Linked DNA regions of Homo sapiens: region 1 is linked to region 2. A link is a loop called in an ENCODE intact Hi-C map of the cell type or tissue named here. Cell type or tissue: ascending aorta. All regions are shown on one strand. Links, peaks and the distances in the headings refer to the core of each region. The heading gives the core; the rest is flanking DNA.

Region 1 (2,803 bases), core at 178-2,677, 86 kb after region 2:
AAAGGAGGTAGCACAAGCACCTGTTGAAAATCTTCAGGAAGGAGCACCAGTGTATGGGTCAGGATGTGTGGGTTCTAGATGAACTCAGGGTAATTTTACGTCTTTGAGTGAGCATCTTCATTTATAAGATGAGGGGGTTGGGTTAGATCAGGGGGTCTCCAGAGTGGTGCATGAGCGTCCATTTTGATGCAGGAAGAAAATCTTAGGACTTACGTAATTTATATGTCATCTTTTAAAATGACACTTTTATATATATCTTATGATACACCTGGCATGAGCAGTAGCATGGATGCAACTTTATGTGAAAATGTACATTTATGGGAAGTGTTCTCAAGAGTGCTTTATGAAGAAGTGCACCATCAGAGAAGCTGGGGATCCAGACCTCCTCCCATCCAGACAGCCTTTATTATGGAAAGGAATATCATGAAAGCTGGAGGCTTTCTAGCCACAGATTCACCTCCTCTGAAGGGCACACAAGGTGTTGGTCACTGGTGTCACCAAGAGCCAGCCACCCATTGAGTTCCATCTCCAGGCATTTAGAGGGTGGCATAAGGCTTTGGGCAAAACTGGACACCTATCTTTGTCACACAGAGTTAGACTCTTTAAACGCTAGCAACCATCCAGGGTTTTTCAAATTATTCTCTACCCAAGTGCGGAACATACTATTCCCTAACAGACAATTTCAGTCACACTTTACAGAGAGCACAGGACATGGTTAAATTGTAAAATCCCCTCTCCCAAACGGGCCTTCAGAAGAAATGGCTCTTCCAATCCTGCCCACTCCAGCAATGGCAGAAGAGAGCACTTGTTTTCAGACACTCATGTTACACCATGTTGAGCAACTTAGCATGACTTTATATTCTTAAGACCACTCTCTGGAAGCTGTTCAGAGGCATGATCCTTGCTCAGTCCCCTTGCCATTGACGTCAGGCTGAGCTGCAGGGAGATGTGCCCACTGAAGATCAGAACTTGTTTGTGGCCATTGCAGTCTCGAGATTTAAAACAGGAGTCCTCTCCATCCCCCATGCCCAAGCCGCTTAATTATCAGATCTCCTTTGTCATTTAACTTGGGGAGAATGTCTACTTGTTGTCGTATAAAGAAGCCATATTTTAGAAATCAGTTTCTTAGATTACTCATGTGTGGCAAGAATCTGCTTTGTCAAATAAAAGCTTTTCTCCCAGGGGACTGAACTCAAATGAAAACTGCAGGCCTGGTTAGGCCTGCTCTTGGCAGGCAAAGAGGTTAATGTGACGTTAGTGGTATAAAAGTCACTTTCCTGGTGGTGTACAGAATGGTTATTGAGTCACACACACTAACTGTGCTGTTTAAAGCACACCGCTACCCCCAACGTGGTTCCAGGGACATATAGCATTTTTGGGGCAGCTGAAGTGGAAGTATTTTAGCCAGATAAAGAAAGCGAAGTTAGAATTATAGAATCAGTGACCCAAAAGTGATCTTAAAAAGATCATTCCCTTTGCTTTTTTGCCTCATACCTGTTTGGAGGAAGTGAGGTGTAATGGTTAAGGATGCAAGCCCAGGGCCAGGCTGCCTGTTCTGGGTTCCCCATCTGCTACTCATGAGCTGTGTGGCTTTGGGCAACCAGTATATCCTCTCTCTCCTGCTTTTTTCTCATCTGCGATGCAGGCACAATGAGTACGATTATGCTTATGTCACACATAGTATGGGCTGTGGAGATTAAAGGCAATAATGTCTGTGAAGATCTTACTATGTGTAAGGCACGTAGTAACATGTTAGCTATTTGTTTAGCTGTTATTATTAACTTTAAGCAGGAATAATTATGAATCCTCCCAGATTTGTAACCTGTCTCTAAATTGCTCCATAAGCATCATTTTGAGGTAAAGGCATAATGAAAAAAATACACATTTTAATCCTGCAAATGTTTCTTTTCCATCCAGTGGAGGAGCATAAATCACCAGCGATTATTTGCCTTGGGCTGAATGGAAATTCCTAAGTTAAGAGTGCTCCTCTTGTCATGCTGGCTGTTGTAAATATTTTGTGTGCATCCTTAAGTTTAGTGGGGCTGGCAGAGTCCACCTTCCCTCTGCATAGTGTGGGGACGAAGGGGGCAGCTTCAGCATGTGGCTGCTCTGTGTCGGGAGGGGAGGTGGGGTTGGATGATAAAATTGGACTGGGTTATGAAAGATGTTATGGATTATTCTCCACATACCATTATGGATTGGGAAGTGTAGCCCAGAGGTAGGGATGAATGTGTTGCCTTTGTAGGGGCCCTCTGGTCTAGGGATTCTGTTATTTTAAAAGGGCAAGTTGTCTTTGTTGGCTTCCATCCCCTCTGGCTCTACAAAATATGTATTTGGCGTCAGTGAGTACGAATGTCCAAATAAGGATATTAAGCAGTTGTTGTTTGTCAGTATCATGGACTTCGTCCTCCCCCCTTCCTCCCAGCGCGATATGCCAAGTATCTACACTGAATTGTGAAAACTATGTTAATCTCTCAGTTGTACTCAGATTTGACAGGTCGCATTTCAATAAACAGTTAAACAGTTCAGCTCTTGGTAAACTGATGCAGAGTTTCGATCTATCAAAGATTTTCATTCAAACCGTTACCACAATTCTGCATTTTTCACCAGTATATCATTTCATTTATGGATGGTTCACACCCCTTATTAGACCTGAGAATTTAAGGTGTGAGGCCTAGAGTTCTTCCAGTTCAGCAACATGCTTTGGGAGAGATTATAAAGTATTCTCTTGTTTCATTGACCTCAGAGATCAGGGAATATTGTAGTTTATTTAAATGTCCACTGCACATAGGCTGTGTGGGAT
Region 2 (2,803 bases), core at 144-2,643:
GATGACAGTCTGGTTAGGGAGACCAAACAGACACAAGTGAAATGTCTAATGTGACACCAGTGTAGGAAGCAGGAAAATTCAGAGGCGTTCCTTCCACTAAGGCAACCCAGAGTGTATTTCACCGTCCTTTCGTGAGGGCCAGCAACCCCCATAATAAAAAAAAAAGTAAGTGCCTGGTTTCAGTATTGAACTGTTCATTTGCAACTTTTAGCTGGGATTTTTCATTGTTCACCAGTAGGCCAAGATAAAGGCAAGAATAACATGCCTACCCAGAAGAATGGAATAGAATTTCTGTGCCACTTTTTCCTAGTAGAGAAAGGAAAAGACTAGGAAACATGCAACTGTAATTAAACTGGTTCCATAAGCCATGGGATTCATGATTATGGTCACACCTCACTTATATTGTATTTATTCAGGCAGTAAATTATAGATGTGGGTTATAATTGTATATTTCACTTACACCATGTTTTTCAGTATGAGCAGTACAGAATGAACAATATAAATAGAATAAATGTATGTGAATATATAGATGTAGCATAACTATATGATAAATGTACTGTGAAAAATATATATAGGTGTAAAACAATCTGTGTACATGTAAGGGCTGGGGAAAGTTCAAAGATAAATTAGCTATGACCCCAAAACTTAATAAAATTAGAATTTAGACAGGAAAGTGAAACACAGGCAAATAACTGTAATGTAGTGTAGAAAGTTATGAATGTTGAAAGAGAGGTGTGTAGAGTAAAATAACATTTATTGGGTCCTTTTGTGTGCTGAACAGTGTGCTAAGCATGTGATGTGGATTCTCATTTATTATTCTGTAATTTTTTTTTTTTTTGAGACATAATTTCGCTCTTGCTGCCCAGGCTGGAAAGCAATGGTGTGATCTTGGCTTACTGCAACCTCCCCCTCCTGGGTTCAAGTGATTCTCCTGCCTCAGCCTCCCAAGTAGTTGGGATTACAGGCATGTGCCACCATGCCTGGCTAATTTTGTATTTTTAGTAGAGATGGGGGTTTCACTGTGTTAGTCAGACTGGTCTCGAACTCCTGACCTCAGGTGATCCACCCACCTTGGCCTCCCAAAGTACTGGGATTACAGGCGTGAGCCACCGCACCTGGCCCATTATTCTGTAATATTATGAACTATGCACAGTAGCATCATTATCCCCATTTTTACAGGTCAGATTTATAGAGACTAAAAAAGGATCAAGGAGGGCCTAAAGTGGGTGTTTGGGGTGGGCTTAGAGGATAAGTAGGATCTGGATTTGGGGGAAAAGAGAACAAAATAAAGGAGGAGGGAAAAGACCATCGAGCTGGACTCTAAGGCGGTTTGTAGAATTAACAGAAACAAAGATCCAATCATGTTCCACTTTGGGAAGAAAAGGAATTTGTAAAACTTGAATTATGAGGTTCTCAGTAGCTGAGGGCAGACTTGAGTCAAGGAAAGCTGGTGGGGCCACCCTTGTCTGACATGATCTCTTCAAAGCCAGGAACAAGAATGACTGCACATTCCTTCAGGAGCAGCAAGACTTGCTCAACTGCAGATGGGCAGATAGCGTCACAATGCAAGATCAGATCCTGTCCTATGCTCCATGATAAAGAGATCAGACTTTCTGAATACCAGTGATTTCTAAAGTTCTAAGCCAGCTCCATCAAATTTCTTTTGTAGGCCTGCTGAATATTGTACACAGAAAACCAACCAGATGCCAGGGCTAGTTACGAAGTTTTGTTATTCTTGTGTGTGAAGAAATGGATTAATGTTTTCCCAACCTTTTCAGCATGACCGATAGATTCCACTTCTGTCTGTAACTTGGCTGAGTCATTCACAGAGGTTTTCAAAAAATCTTTTTAATAAATATGTTGTCATGTTGGTTAAGGGCCTAGTCATTGTTGTGGATGTTCATACTTCCGCAGTGATGTCAGTGAACATAATTTAACTTCTGTAAAACTGCTGTCTACCAACAGCCAGAAATAGTTACATCGGTCACTTTTAAGCAATAACTATGCTGAAGGAAAAATATCACTCAGTTACATGTGTGATGGGGACACAATAAGATGCCTGAATATTTGGTTTGAGTGATAAATTTTATTTCTAGAATCTTCCATAGGTAGATGTTTGTTACCCTTTTTGAAGGATTGTGATTTTTTAGCCTTGCAAATACTTAGTCATATGGACTAAGTGTTTAGTTACACAGACTAAAGGATAATGAATGCTCTTTTCATTTGCCACATTTTATTCCTTATGTACCCTCTTGTGTGAGGATGGGCTTGTTTTTTGTTTGTTTGTTTGTTTTTCTTGAAAGAAACATCTCCAGCCAGTTATTTTACTTCTATACTTCTGAAGAAGAAGCCTTTGTGTCTCAAACCCTGGCCATGTGCTATTCAGTGTTTGCAGTTCAGGTAATTAATTCAGCAGTGACATCATCAGGAATGTGTTCATTTTTCCATTTCAAATTCCTCTTTTCAGAATCTGATGGCTAACTCATATTAAGAACACATTTTGAAAGACTCAGTTCTCAAAGACATTGTGTGTTAATTTAAACTTTACCCACTTTAGCAGTGTAAGAGGGGAGTTTTATTCCAGGGAAGTTACCTATCCCCTGCAATGAAAAAGATCCAAAATTTTCGGTAATTTTGATCCTTATTCTGTCAGTTGGTTGATCAGTTATTACTTATTGAGCACAATTGATCAATTGATACTTACTGCACAGTGAAAGATAGCAGTGGTAGGAATGAAGCTTTGTATCATTGAATCCTTACGTTTTATAAAGCCAAAAATGTCAAACCCTTAGATCTTTTCTGT

Evidence for each region. A loop is a pair of places that touch in the nucleus more often than their neighbours do. Peaks named below come from ENCODE experiments on the same cell type or tissue, not always from the same donor. Only the 100,000 strongest peaks of a DNase experiment are listed, where the experiment ranks them.
Region 1: a loop joins it to region 2, with 2.4 times the contacts of the local background. A loop is called at or near these places in 1 of 110 quality-filtered maps.

The regions. Positions count from the first base shown.
Region 1 is chr9:4,206,511-4,209,313 of GRCh38, reverse strand. The region is part of intron 2 of GLIS3 (GLIS family zinc finger 3); the gene reads left to right. Among named protein-coding and RNA genes, the nearest start is that of GLIS3-AS2, 91 kb to the left of the region's middle. In ascending aorta, for the core only: no CTCF peak of the experiment used is centred there; a DNase peak (open chromatin) is centred at 1,253; H3K27ac peaks cover 2,096 bases.
Region 2 is chr9:4,292,545-4,295,347 of GRCh38, reverse strand. The region is part of intron 1 of GLIS3 (GLIS family zinc finger 3); the gene reads left to right. Among named protein-coding and RNA genes, the nearest start is that of GLIS3-AS2, 5.4 kb to the left of the region's middle. In ascending aorta, for the core only: no CTCF peak of the experiment used is centred there; a DNase peak (open chromatin) is centred at 1,597; H3K27ac peaks cover 2,043 bases.